2 separate regions of the Homo sapiens genome follow, and region 2 is linked to region 1. The links are chromatin contacts, found by Hi-C or POLR2A ChIA-PET in ENCODE. All regions are on one chromosome and are shown on one strand. The core of a region is the stretch at or near the end of the contact, and the rest is flanking DNA. Distances in the headings are between cores, read along the strand shown.

Region 1 (6,815 bases), core at 2,372-4,871:
AATTGAAATACAAATATCTGACAAAAGACGTACCAAGATATACAAAGAACTCTTATACCTCAAAAATAAAATAAAGACCCAATTTTTAAAATAAGTAAAAGATGTGGTCAGACATTTCCCAAAAGAAGACATACTAACAACCAACAGCACACAAAAAGGTGATCAATGTCATTAGTCATCACAGAACTGCAATGAGATGCACTACACTACATAGACACTAGAATGTTTAAAATTAAAAAGATTTATCAAACCTTAGAGCAGATGTGGGACAACTGGGAATCTCATACATTTGCACATATTGTTAGTGGAAATATAAAATGATACAATCACTTTGGGAAACAGTTTGGCAGTTTCTTATAGACATATACTTACATACAAACCAATGATTTCACTTTTAAGAGAAGTGAAAACATATGGCCATCCAGACTTGTAAACAGATGCTTATTGGGCATTTACTGAGAATCTTCTTTTTTTTTTTTAAGACGGGCTCACTCTGTCCCCCAGGCTGGAATGCAATGGCACACTCTCCGCTCTGCTCACTGCAGCCTCAACTTCCCCAGGCCCGAGTTTTTCTCCCACCTCAGCCTCCCGAGTAGCTGGGACTACAGGCATGGACCACACCACATCTAGCTAACTTTTGTATTTTTTGTAGAGATGGGGCTTTGCCACGTTGCCCAGGCTGGTCTTGAACTCCTGAGCTCAACCAATCCACCCACTTCAACCTACCGAAGTGCTAGGACTACAGGTGTGAGCCACCACACCTGGCCCCACTGAACATCCCAATGGATGAATAAGTCTGAAGTAGTAGACTTACTCATAATATCCCCAAATTTGAAACAACCCAAATGTCCATCAACAGGTAAACATGTTATGTATGGTATAATCATGCAAGGGACTAATAACCAGCAATAAAAAGAAACAAACTATTTACGTATACAATAAATCCCAAAACTATGCTGAGCAAAAGAAGCCAGACATGAGGCTGGGGGCGGTGGCTCGCGCCTGTAATCCCAGCACTTTGGGAGGCCGAGGTGGGCAGATCATGAGGTCAGGAGCTTGAGACCAGCCTGGCCAACATGGTGAACCTCATTTCTACTAGAGATACAAAAAATTAGCCGGGCGTGGTGGCGTGAACCTGTAATCCCAGCTACTCAGGAGGCTGAGGCAGGAGAATCACTTGAACCCAGCAGGTGCAGGTTGCAGTGAGCTGAGATTGCGCCTTTGCACTCCAGCCTGGGCAACAGGGTGAGACTCCATCTCAAAAAAAAAAAAAAAAAAAGAAAAGAAAAGAAGAAGAAGAAGAAGCCAGACATGAGAGAGTAGGTGCTAAATGATCCATTCATAGGAAATTCTAGACTTCTTAACAGTGGATGATTTTGGCCTCCGAGGGACATTTGGAAATGTCTAGAAATATTTTTGGTTGTCACGAGTTGGGATAAGCTACTGACATCTGGTGAAAGGAGGCCAGGGATGCGCTAAACATCCTTTAATGTACATGACAGACCCCCACAGCAAAGAATTATCCAAATTATCCACTACTGACCCAAAATGTCAATAGTGCCAAGGCTGAGAAACCCTGGACAAAACTAATCTATAGTGACAGAAAAAAGGTTGGTGATTGCCACTGGCTGGGGGTGGGAAAGTGAGGGTTGATCGCAAAGGGGCATGTGAGTGGAGAAAATGTTTTAGGTCTTGGTTGTGGTAAAAGGGAAGCATTTCATTTTACACAAATTATACCTTGGAAAAATTGACTTTTAGAAAAATGACCCTGGCCGGGCATGGTGGCTCATGCCTGTAATCCCAGCACTTTGGAAGGCCGAGGCAGGTGGATCATCTGAGATCAGGAGTTCGAGATCACACTGACAAACACGGAGAAACCCTGTCTCTACCAAAAATATAACATTAGCTGGGCATGGTGGCGGGTGCCTGTAGTCCCAGCTACTCGGGAGGCTGAGACAGGAGAATGGTGTGAACCTGGGAGGCGGAGCTTGCAGTGAGCCGAGATTGTGCCACTGCACTCCAGCCTGGGTGACAGAGTGAGACTCTGTCTCAAAAAAAAAAAAAAAAAAAAGAAAAGAAAGAAAAATTACTCTGAATGCTACTTCAAAATACTTTTTTTTTTTTTTGTCATTCCCATCCATCAGTTAACTACCTTGTAAATTAGCCTGAGCAAACATCTCAGTAGTGAAGCTATTTTCTTTATTGGATGAGACCTTAGGTACAGAAATTGGGAAACCCCACACATCCCACAAAATTGAATCCATGTTTTCTAATAGGAATTTGAGGAGAGTGGAACCAACAGAGTAGCAAGAACAAAGAAACCTCCCTGTCAGCCAATAGTATTATAGTATCATATTATTACATACATACACATGTGTGTGTATGGAGACACACACAGCCATTTGCACATGTGCTATTTGCATGGTGCCTGGTACAAAGAAAGGATAAAACGAGTGTTAATAACCCGTGCCTCAATGACACATTCTTTATGCTTTTATTTCTACATCCATTGATGGTTTAATAAAGCCAAAAGGCCAGGCACAGTGGCTCACGCCTGTAAACCCAGCACCTTGGGAGGCCGAGGTGGGCAGATCACCTGAGATCAGGAGTTCAAAACCAGCCTGGCCAACATGGTGAAACCAGGTCTCCACTAAAAATACAAAATTAGCCAGGTGTGGTGGTGCGCACCTGTAATCCCAGCTACTCGGGAGGCTGAGGCAGGAGAATCGCTTGAACCTGGGAGGCAGAGGTTGCAGTGAACTGAGATCATGCCACTGCCCTCCATCCTGGGCAACAGAGTGAGACTCTGTCTCAAAAATAAATAAATAAATAAAGCCAAAAGACTATTTAGCCTTTTAGCTAGGATGCAGTCTTTTGGAATGAGGGTACTGTGAAGAGAAGGCAGCTTCTATCAGAATCCTCTCAGAAACTCACCAGTTTTGGAGTCCTTCTCAGTCGTGAGTTGGAATGAGCTCACACTGGCTTCTGAGAGCTGATCGTGGTCTTCTCTTCCAAACTCCCAGTTTAGTGACCTCAAGTTGGTAGTTGGAAATCGACCATGGTGGAAGTCTTTACACCATGGAAATTGGCAAATGTGACACATCAGGGCTTGTTCCCCTGGAGAGCCAGGCGTGAAGTGTTTGCCGGCACATCACTGCCTCTGACTCAGAGAGAAGTGAAATTCATATGGAAGAGAGAATGCACGTGGGTGTGAACATGAACGTTGTGGTTTGAAATTGGTGATTTTTTTCCTCTTATGTCATGAAGACAGTTGGAATTGCCCTGACGATCCATCTTCCCATGAAAAAAAGCCAAGGGGGTGTGGGTGGGGAGCCTGGATAGGTTCCATACAGTATTTTAATAAAAAATTGTAATGTAGCCTGGGGGCTTCTGGTTAAACAAAACAAAATATTTAGTTTAAAAACCTGTTCTTCACATAGAATAAAGGTGAATGAGAGTATAGAGTTGGGTGAGACCTTAGCCACGTTCTCAAAGGAAGGACAGAGAAGCCCTAATTCAGGGAGGGTTTGGCCACAGTCCCTGTGTGATGTGCTTCAGATATTCGTCATCCTGCAACAAGCTGGAGAAGACAGAGGCGTTTTGCTTAAGGGCCCCAGCGTGAGTGCCAGGCAGGGCTGAGGCATCCTGCCCAGCGCTTCTTGCCCCTTACTTCCTGGCTGCTTCTCCAAGCTGGCAAGGTCAGGGTGGATGGAGAGAAACATTTCCCAGAGGCCAGAGTTGCCCATGAGAAGTGGCTCTGCCCTGAACTGTCTCTCATTTTCTGGGGGCCAGACTGACCTGTGAGGCAAAGTTGACTTCTTCCTGATATGGGGAACAAGGAGCTCAACCAGATATCCAAGTGTGGCTCAGCTTTTGCTGACGCTTGGGAGAGAGCTGGGAGCCAGAGACAGTTCTGTGGCTTGAGGGTTCCTCTATGGATTTTATTTAAACCACCTTTTTTTTTTTTTTTTTTTGAGATGGAGTTTCACTCTGTCACCTGGACTGCAGTGCAGTGGTATGATCTCGGCTCACCGCAACCTCCACCTCCCAGGTTCAAGCAATTCTCCCACCTCAGCCTCCCAAGTAGCTGGGATTACAGGTGCACACCACCATGCTTGGCTAATTTTTGTATTTTTAGTAGAGATAGGGTTTCACCATGTTGGCCAGGCTGGTCTCGAACTCCTGACCGCAAGTGATCTGCTCACCTCGGCCTCCCAAAGTGCTGGGATTACAGGCGTGAGCCACTGCGCCCAGCTAAACCATCTGTCAAATGGGATTTTAGGAACAGTGTTGGGTCACTACAAGATACCAGCCCGTGTCCCTGGGCTTGGAAATGAGACCTGGAAAGTTGAAGGCCTTCTCTGAGCCCCATCTGAGGGCGTATGTAGGAGAGCCTAAGCTGCCTCCATTACCCCAGGCAAACAAGGAAGAGCAGAGAGAAGTGGAGAACCCCACAGCCAGGAGACCCTCTGAGCAAGCCAGAGCTGGGCCCAGAATCCAGCCCACAGCCTTTGCCTCTAAAGAACCTGGAGGTGGAAGCATCACCAGCGCAGTCCCCAGCCTCCCAGCACAACAGCCAACAGCGGGGCAGGGCAACCTGCTCTCCTGGGTGGGGCTCGGGGAGGAGACCTCTCTCTGCGGCCTCCTCCCTCTGATAGTGGGACTTTTAAAACTTGATCAAAAAAATAATAATAAATTAAAAAAGAAAAGAAAAGACAGCAAACAAGCACAAAAGAGCAGGCGGGGAAAACCCTAGGTAGGAATCAATGAAGCCTTTCAACCTTCTTCCCTGCAAAAGTCTGCATTTCTCTTGTCTTTGGGAACCCGCTGAATGGCTGGGAAACTGTTTTTAATAAACAAGAGTTCAAACGCTGAGTCTCCATAGCCAACAGTCACGCCTTAAACTCTAAACTTTACATGAAAACTCTCCCAGTCCCTTTGAACTCTCCTTCCCTCTCCGACGGAGCATTCCAGTGTTTATGCATTTTTCGAGATTGCTGGCAGGATTGCGAGGCGCTTTGAATACTTTCCCTCTCTTTAGCAATCTCCTGCCTTCAGAACCCATTAATGCCCCACTCAGCAACATCAAGGTAATGCTTTGAAGTCCCTTCTGGCTACAGGCCTCTCACACTCTTTGGTTACTGTGCAATCAAATAATTAAATGGATTCTCAGGGAAAAAAAAAATCATTCTTTTCCTTGGTAATTAAATACTCCAGGTTGGACAGGAGCGCTGTGTTGCCAAGGGAGTGAGAATCTATAAAGACTCCAAGCCCAGAAGTCTATGCTGATGGCCCCCAGGGGAGAAAAATAATAACAAGCAAGTCAGCTCAATCCTCACTGCCCTTCTTGGCTGGCAGCAACCCTGGCCCACCCCGGGCTCTCCTGTCTCAGGGCCTCCCTTCCTAGGGCTGGGGATGGGGGCGGCGGGGGCATCTTCTTTTGGCCAAAATAAGCTTGTCAGAGACTGTGGCTGCCGGAGGTCAGGGAGCAGGTTCTACTCCCCTCCCAGGGGGATTATGCCCCTAAGGAGGCAGAAGCGGGGCAGGAAGACAGGGCAGAGGGTGGAGGAAGGGAGGGTAAAAGGAGCAGGGGGGAGACGAAAGAAGGGGAAAGAAGAATGAGGAAGAGAGATGCGGAAGGCAGAGAATGGGTGAAGGGGGGGCAGGGAAAGGGGAGAGAAAGAAAGGAAGGAGCAGGGAGAGGGGTGAGGGAGAGGTGTGGGAGGAGGGAGAAAATGGGGGAGGAGGGGGAGTGAAAAACTGTTAAGGTGGCAGCTGTGGCTATTGGTTTCTTTCCTCTCTGTCTTCCACGCCTCCACCAGGGTCTGCTTCTCCCAGAACAGATCTGACTCCCACCCTTCGTCTGGGTAAAGCCCCAACCTGGAAAAGTCCAGGGCAGCCCCTCACCACCTGCTTTGCCCTTATAGCCTCAACTCTCACTTCTTTCCCACCTTCTTGCCCTTGCCCAAACTGCTCTCTCTCCCTGAATTACCCTTCCACTGTCCTCCTGACCACCCCCAGGACCCCCGAAGTCTCAGCTCAGCAGTGACCTTCCTCTGGATGTTCAGACAAGTTTTATTCAAGCAACTTTTTTTTTTTTCCCCAAGATGGAGTCTCGCTCTGTTGCTGGAGTGCGGTGGCTCAATCTCAGCTCACTACAACCTCCGCCTCCCAGGTCAAGAGATTCTCCTTCCTCAGGCTGGGGTTACAGACACCCACCACCACACTCGGCTAATTTTTGGTATTTTTAGTAGAAACGAGGTTTCACCATGTTGGCCAGGCTGGTCTCCAACTCCTGACCTCAGGTGATCCACCAGCCTTAGCCTCCCAAAGTGCTGCGATTACAGGTGTGAACCAGTGAGCCCGCCAACTTTTTTTTTTTGAGATGAGGTCTCACTAGACTCCTAGACTCCTTGCTAGACTCCTAGACTCCTAGAGACTAGACTCACTAACTCCTAGATTCAAACAATCCACCCACCTCAGCCTCCCAAAGTATTGGGATTACAGGCATGAGCCACCATGCCAGGCTATTCAAGCAACTTCTCCAATGAATCATGATCTCTCAATCAGGTGCTCCTCTGGGTTGGGGACCACATTTTCATGGCCTGTTTCCCCACCCCTACCACCCCCTCCACACCCAGCACAGGCCCATGGTAGTCCTCAGCAGGTGCTGGTGATGCTGGCAATGACAGTGATGTGCAGAAGACTACCAAAGAGGCTTAGGTCCCAAGAAGCACTTTTTAAAATGGCCGCTATATACCCTATGCTTTGTTTATGAGCATCTCAACATGGCATCCTCTGTGACTGGAACTTGG
Region 2 (6,942 bases), core at 4,072-6,571, 42 kb before region 1:
ATAAAAGGACACTTTGTATTCAGGATTCTAGGGAAGAATAAAGAGAAGGAGGAGAGTGGCGAGACTGAGGCTCCCAGAGTCTCCCCCTTGCTTCCTCACTAACTGAGCAGAATCCAGTGGCTCATTTAATGGCGGCCATCATTGCTATTATTAGTTAATACCTACTGAACACTATCTAGGGCCCAGCATGGTGCTAGATAAGCACTGTCTCATTGAACCTTCATGACTGCCCAGTGCAAGGTTGATATACATTAATTAAGCTCCTCATTTGGCTGATCTGGCAACTGAAGTTAGAGGCACTTCCCTGCCTGACTCCAGGTATGTGGCATCCTATGTAAATGCTCACCACCAATGTGCCATCCTATGTAAGTGCTCACCACCAGTGTGCCATCCTATTAGTTGTCCATCACCAATGTGCCATCCTATGTAGGTGCTCATCACCAATGTGCCATCCTATGTAAATGCTCACCACCAATGTGCCACCCTATGTAATTGCCCATCACCAGTGTGCCATCCTATGTAGTTGTCTATCACCAATGTGCCATCCTATGTAGGTGCTCATCACCAATGTGCCATCCTATGTAAATGCTCACCACCAATGTGCCACCCTATGTAATTGCCCATCACCAGTGTGCCATCCTATGTAGTTGTCTATCACCAATGTGCCATCCTATGTAGGTGCTCATCACCAATGTGCCATCCTATGTAAATGCTCACCACCAATGTGCCATCCTATGTAAATGCTTACCCATTACCTGCGTGCCATCCTACATAAGTGCTTGCTCATCACCTGCATGCCATCCTATGTGAGTGCTCATCACCTGTGTGCCATCCTATGTAAGTGCTCACCACCCATATGCCATCCTATGTAAGTGTGGCTCATCACCTGTATGCCAACCTGTATAAGTGCTCACAACCCATGTTCCATCCTACGTAAGTGTGGCTCATTACCTGTGTGCCATCCTATGTAAGTGTGGCTCATTACCTGTGTGCCATCCTATGTACGTGCTCACCACCCACATGTCATCCTATATGAGTGCTCATCACCCGCATAACATCTTATGTAAGTCCTCATTACCTGCATGCCATCCTACATAAGTAAGTACTCATCACCCGCATGTCATCTTATGTAACTGCTCATCACCCAAGTGACGTCCTACATAAGTGCTTACTATAGGTCAGGGTGTATCAGTGAAGCACTGAGGAGATAGAAATGATCCTGCAAAGTGCCTGGGTCATAGTCCATGAAGTGGGCAAAGGCCTAACAGAAAGAGGGTCACACACAGGGCTTACAGGACCCCACATCCTATCTCCTCCTTGTTCCTATGCTCAGTTTTGGAACCACCACCCACAAACTACCCCAGGATTCTAGAATCACGGGGTGCAGGGTCTCCTTCTCCCCTCCCCTACACTCAGCCACTTGTCCAGGCCAATCATTCTGATGCAAGGTCAAGCTGCAGGTGCTAGGCTTAGGAGTGACTGACAGTCTTTATTATTGGGTCCTATCACTGAGCGTCGGAAGGCAACCAGTACCAGTTTTGTTACAAGGAAAGGAACAAGACGGAGAAAAGGAGCTGGGTGCAGTGGTGCATGACTGCAGTCTCAGGCACTCAGGTGGCTGAGGCAAGAGGATCATTTAGTCCAGGAGTTCAAGATGAGCCTGGGCAACCTGGTGAGAACCTGTCTCAAAACCAAAGCAAAACAAAACAAAGATCAAGAAAAGGGCAGGTCATTGCAAATACAGAGTGAACTTCTTGGGCATCTTCACTTAACTGGTGATATCACAGGCTCTCATTTCATCCTCTCAACAGTTCTGGGATGTGATTGGTGTCCCTATTTCATAGACAAGGAATCTGAAGATCAGAAAGTGAAGAAACTTGCCTAGGATCACACAGTGAGGAAGTGGGCAAGCCAGATGTCCCATTCCAGTTCATTTCCATCTAGATCTACAGAGCAGGGAGAAGGAAGCCATTAATCAGGCTTGTAATAGATGCTTGTAAAAGATGCTTCCAAAAAGACTTCTAAGAGGAGGGGCTTCTTGGGCTTAGGGGTAAACAGAATGGGTTTGGAAGTCAGGCTGCCTGGGTTTGAGTCCTATCTCCACATTCACTAGCTTCCAGACCTCAGTTTCCTCTTGTAAAAAAAAGGTGATAATAGCAACTACTTCTTGGGGATTGTTGTGAAAATTAAATAAGCAAATGAAGATAAAGCACTAGAATAATGTTTGAAACACAGTAGCCCAGGCACTATTCTATCATTGAAAAGTAATAATATTATTCCCACTATATGACTATTGAAGGAAGATCATAATTTGTTGAGCATCTATTCTGTGCCAGGTACCATGACTGAGGGTATTTCTATTATCACCACTCCACATTATAATACTACAAAGTAAGTGTGGTTATTATCCCCAGATAGAGAAAACCAAAACCCAAGAAGAATATGGTAGCCAGCCTCCACGGTGCTCCTCTGGTATTCATGTCCTGCTGTGACCTTCTCCCACATCAAATAGGGCGGATCCATGTAACCAATAGGATGTGGTGGAAACAAGGGTGCGTGACTTCTGAGGCTACATCATAGAAGACATGGAAGCTCCCATCACTTTCTTAGATGGCTAACTTTGGGGAGGCCAGCCGCCATGTCATGAGGACACTCAAGCAGCCCTGTGTGGAGGCTGGCATGGGGAGAAACTGAGGCCTCTTGTCAATGGCCAGCACCAATTTGCCAAGTAAGTGAGCTGCCAAGGTAGTAGATTCTCCAACTTCAGCTGACGTGTTTACCACAGCCTCATGCAAGACCTGTAGCCAGAACCACCCAGGAAAGCCACTCTTAAATTCCTCACCATAGAAACTGAGAGATTAAAAAAAAAAATTAAGCCTCTCTCTCTCTTCCTTCCTCTCTCTCTCCCCCCCTCCCTCTCTCTCTCTCTCTCTCCCTCTCTCTCTCTCTCCCTCTCTTTTCAGTGATGGGGTCTTGCCCTGTTGCCCAGGCTGGAGTGCCATGGGGCAATCATAGCTGACTGCATCCTCAAACTCCTGGGCTCAAGCGATCCTCCTACCTGAGCATCCTAAGTAGTTTTTTTGTTTTTAAGTCTCTAAGGGTTGGGTAACGTGTTACAGAGAAAATGACAGTGAATACAGAGGATGGACAATATGCATGAGAGTAAGATTGAGATGCAGGTGTGCCTGGCTCCAAGTCCATGCCCATAAACCCTACATCATGAAAAAGAAGGAGAAGGATATTCGGGTTGTGCCATACGCCTTCCTCCCCTAGCCCCTTTAACCAGAGTCCAGCTGGCTGGGGAATAATGGCACACGAAGACACCATGCTGAAGGCTAGAGCCAGTCCAGACCTGGCTCAAGAGGAGAGGTGGGGCTGCCCAGGGGCTGGAGGCAGCTGGCTGTCTGCCTCCCTCCTTGTTTTGGGAGGCCCTGCGGAGAGGAAGGGGTATTCACCTTGTTTGGAAGCTGCCCACTCAGGCCAGTGGCCATGGCAACCCTCACCATTCAGAGCTACTCCTCCAAGCCTGGAACTGCCCAGAGTACCAGCTGCCACCCTCGTATGTACCCACCACGGCCCAGTCTGCCACCTTCCTCCAGGCAGAGCCTCCCACAGCTGCTGGAGCCTCCCCTAGGAGCTCCACTGGGGAGAAGCAGAGGTCCTCTCCTACCCCTTAGCCCTGGGGTCTGGAATTCAACCCTCCCCCACTCTGTTCCCAGTTGCCCTCTGTTTGACAAGAGGAGCTTGGAAACCACCTCGATCCAGTCCTCAAACTCCCCTTCCCCTGTGCCGCTCTGAATTCCAGGCTATCCCCACGATATAGCCAAAGCACCCTGGCTTGCTTTGAAAGTGTCTGGGGAGTTTTTGATCCCCTGAAAAAAAAAGGCATTTATTATCAGAGACTGTTTGTACCATATTTTAGTGTCCTCAAGAGACAAAGAGAATTCTCTCTGCAGTTGAGTAAGCTTCAAAATAGAAAATCGGAGGGTGGGGTAGGTGACGGCCAAAAAGCAATCATTTATCAACCAGCGGGGAAGCAGGGACCGTAAACCTCTTTGGTGGCTGCAGGTTTCATCACAGCCTGACTTATGCACCTGACTCTGGAGAGGAGGTGAGAATGGGGTGTGCAGAAGTCAGTGGGTCCCGCAGTCTTCCCTCCTTCAGCGTTGGTGGCCACAGTCTGTCTGTGGTCACTTGCCCCCACAGCCCCCTGCTCTGCCTTCCATTTATCGAGACCTTTCCCTTGCATTTGCGGAGGGGGAAGAAGCAGAGGTTAGGTTGCTGACATTCTGCACACCCCACAACTCCCCAGAGAAATCCTGGGGCTGATCAGTAGAATCCAGCCACCTTTCACTGGCAGAAGGCACAGTGTTTTTCTCCCTGGAGGTTTTTAACCTGTTACTTCATGTAAGCCTCCTATTGTCAAATAGAGAGAAACTGAGGGGCTTTGGAAGCAAACAGACTTGGGAAATTCTTGGCAAATTCTTAACTCTATCTCTTTGTGGGTGACCTGGGATATGTTCCCGGTGTCCTCAGCCTCTGAGTGCTCTTGGAAGATTAAATGGGATAAACCATGTGGAGTGACCAGTGCGAGGCCCAGCATGTTCTAGAAGCTCAAAGGAATGGCTACCACAAGTCAAGGTAAGGATGCTACCACTTTTCACAGATGACACAACTGAAGCTCAGAGAGGGTGAGTAACAATCCCAAGGTCACAGATATATTGGGTGCAGAGCCCAAACCAGGACCTGGGGCTCCAGGTCTCCAACCACCTTGCCGTTTGTTTCTCTCAATCAGACAGACATTTTCATTCCCATCTGTAAAATGGGGATAGGGATAGTACCTATTTGTAGGATAGCTGGAAGGACAGTGTGGGAGGTGGTCAGGCATGTGGACTCTGGTACCAAGTTCCTGGGTTCAAATCCCAGTTCTCCATCTACGAACTTTGTGACTTTGTGTAAGTTATCGACATCTGGGTGCCTCATCTCTCCCATCTGTAAACTGGAGCTAATATGGATCTAGCTCACAGGCTTGTTGGAGGAATAACTTGGGCTAATAGTCAGTAAACATCCCTCAATAATCTAAAACCCCGCTGCCTGTGGTTCCCACACCCAGAGGTCTAGGCTAACCAAGGCTGGGGCAGGTTTCTGGGAGATGGTGAAGCTGGCTGCAGACCATCCTGACCCCACAGAGGGCTTGGTGGGATGAGGAGAGGCACTGCCCTGGCAGGACTGGGACTGGGAAGGAAGGCCAAGAGGACTGGAGGCCTCTACCCCATGCCACCTTCAGGCAGTACTACCCGAGAATTGTTCCCTCTCTAGCTGAGTGGAGTGTCGGGCATGCGGGCCAAGTTCTTGAGTAACCCAGTTTTGAGCAATTCTCTAAAGGAGTGTTAAGCCCCAGAGGAATGCATGTCGGCTGTGTTGGTACAGCTTCTGGGTTTGATCTCTGTTTTAAAGACATTCATTAATCAGCCTCCACTCTATTTTTAGACAAGTCATGCCTAGCCATCCACCAGACTCTGGCCCCTCTCTGAGACTGGACTTTATTTTCTGATGTAAAAAAAAAAAAAAAAAAAATGAGAGCGAGAAGTGAAGCAATTTTCTTAATGCTCCTTTAAGGAGGGGGTAATACAGAAATCACTTCTCAGCACATCAGCAGTTTGCTAAATTTACACAAAATTAGCTGTCCTGATAAGGCTGTGTTCATTCCTCTATATTTGGGATGTTTTGCCTGTTTTGTGACTGTTTCTTTAGGAGTCAGCTTCCTCTACCAGACTGAGAATAAGCATAGAGTCTGTTTCTCTTGCTGTTGACATGATTTCTTCATTAGCGTCACCAGCATCCAACGCAGTGTCTGGCACCAAGGATTTCCATGAATATTTGTCAGGCGAATGCCCATCCTTCCTGTCCCCATTCCTTCTTTCTCTTCAGCAAGACATACGGCACCTTGAGGGTGGTCTCTGAGGGATAGAGATTTTGCTGGTCCAGCTAATTCTCTTTCCTCTACTTTTCATACAGAAATCCCCTTTCCACTAGGATTTCCACTAGGGACCCATTTCATGTGGTTCAGACAAGGTGAACCTTGTTCACGGGGTCAGACATGTGACCCAGACCTGGCCACAGTTCCCAATCTCCGTGAACACAGTTGGTTCAGACACGGACCCACGAGCTAAGAAAAGCTGATGAGAGCACCCGCAGGAGAGTGAGGTACAGCACAGTTTGGGATCTAGATCTGTGCTGTCTAATACAGTAGCCACTAGCCGTGTGTAGCTATTTAGATCTAAATTTGAATTAACTAAAGCTAAAAATTAACTAAAATAAAATAAAAAATTCAGCTCCTCAATCACATTATTCATATTTCAAGTGTTTAATAGCCATGCATGGCTAGTGGTTACTGCACTATACAGCACAGATATAGGAGAGTTCTATTATGATAGAAAGTTCTGTCGGACAGCACAGAAATTGCCGTTTCTGAACCCAATCCCAAAAGATTTCTTGATCGATCGATCTTCCTTCCTTCCTTCCTCCCTCCCTCCCTCCGTCCCTCCCTTCCTCTTCTCTTCTCTCTCCTTCTCCTGCCCCTTCCCCTTCCTCTTCCTCCTCTTTTTCCTCTTCTTCTTCTTTTTATATTAAGTTTGTTTGAGTTGAGTTTCTATTATATAGAACCCAAATAGTCTTGACCAAGATAGATAGGACTAATTATAGTTCATCAAGCACTCACAGATGCTGAAGTTCATCCAGATGAGATCATTTAACACCCACAGAGTTATTCAGTTTCCAGACAAGCCCTTATCAGTGGATCACAGAATACCAGTTTATCTTCTCAACTTTGACCAGGCAAATATCTCACCCTTTATTCCAGCTATTGATGATTCCAGATAGATGATTGTTTGATAGATAGATAGATAGATAGATAGATAGATAGATAGATAGAGCATCACT

Evidence for each region. A loop is a pair of places that touch in the nucleus more often than their neighbours do. ChIA-PET counts read pairs that join two places held with the same protein, here RNA polymerase II (POLR2A). Pooled maps may share reads with other maps.
Region 2: a map of esophagus muscularis mucosa shows a loop between it and region 1 (2.5-fold over the local background). The contact joins two enhancer-like sites. A Hi-C loop is called at or near these places in 3 of 168 maps with a recorded cell type or tissue (esophagus muscularis mucosa, naive thymus-derived CD4-positive, alpha-beta T cell and prostate gland) and 3 of 50 pooled maps. POLR2A ChIA-PET finds 5 or more read pairs at or near these places in 4 of 52 experiments (Caco-2, MCF 10A, WTC11 and 1 more).

The regions. Positions count from the first base shown.
Region 1 is chr17:65,511,137-65,517,951 of GRCh38, forward strand. No RefSeq gene overlaps it. Among named protein-coding and RNA genes, the nearest start is that of AXIN2, 47 kb to the right of the region's middle. Within about 2 kb of position 3,622, at least 2 of the 41 ENCODE cell types and tissues checked have a DNase peak (open chromatin) inside an H3K27ac peak, as active enhancers do.
Region 2 is chr17:65,467,415-65,474,356 of GRCh38, forward strand. No RefSeq gene overlaps it. Among named protein-coding and RNA genes, the nearest start is that of LINC02563, 13 kb to the left of the region's middle. Within about 2 kb of position 5,322, at least 7 of the 41 ENCODE cell types and tissues checked have a DNase peak (open chromatin) inside an H3K27ac peak, as active enhancers do.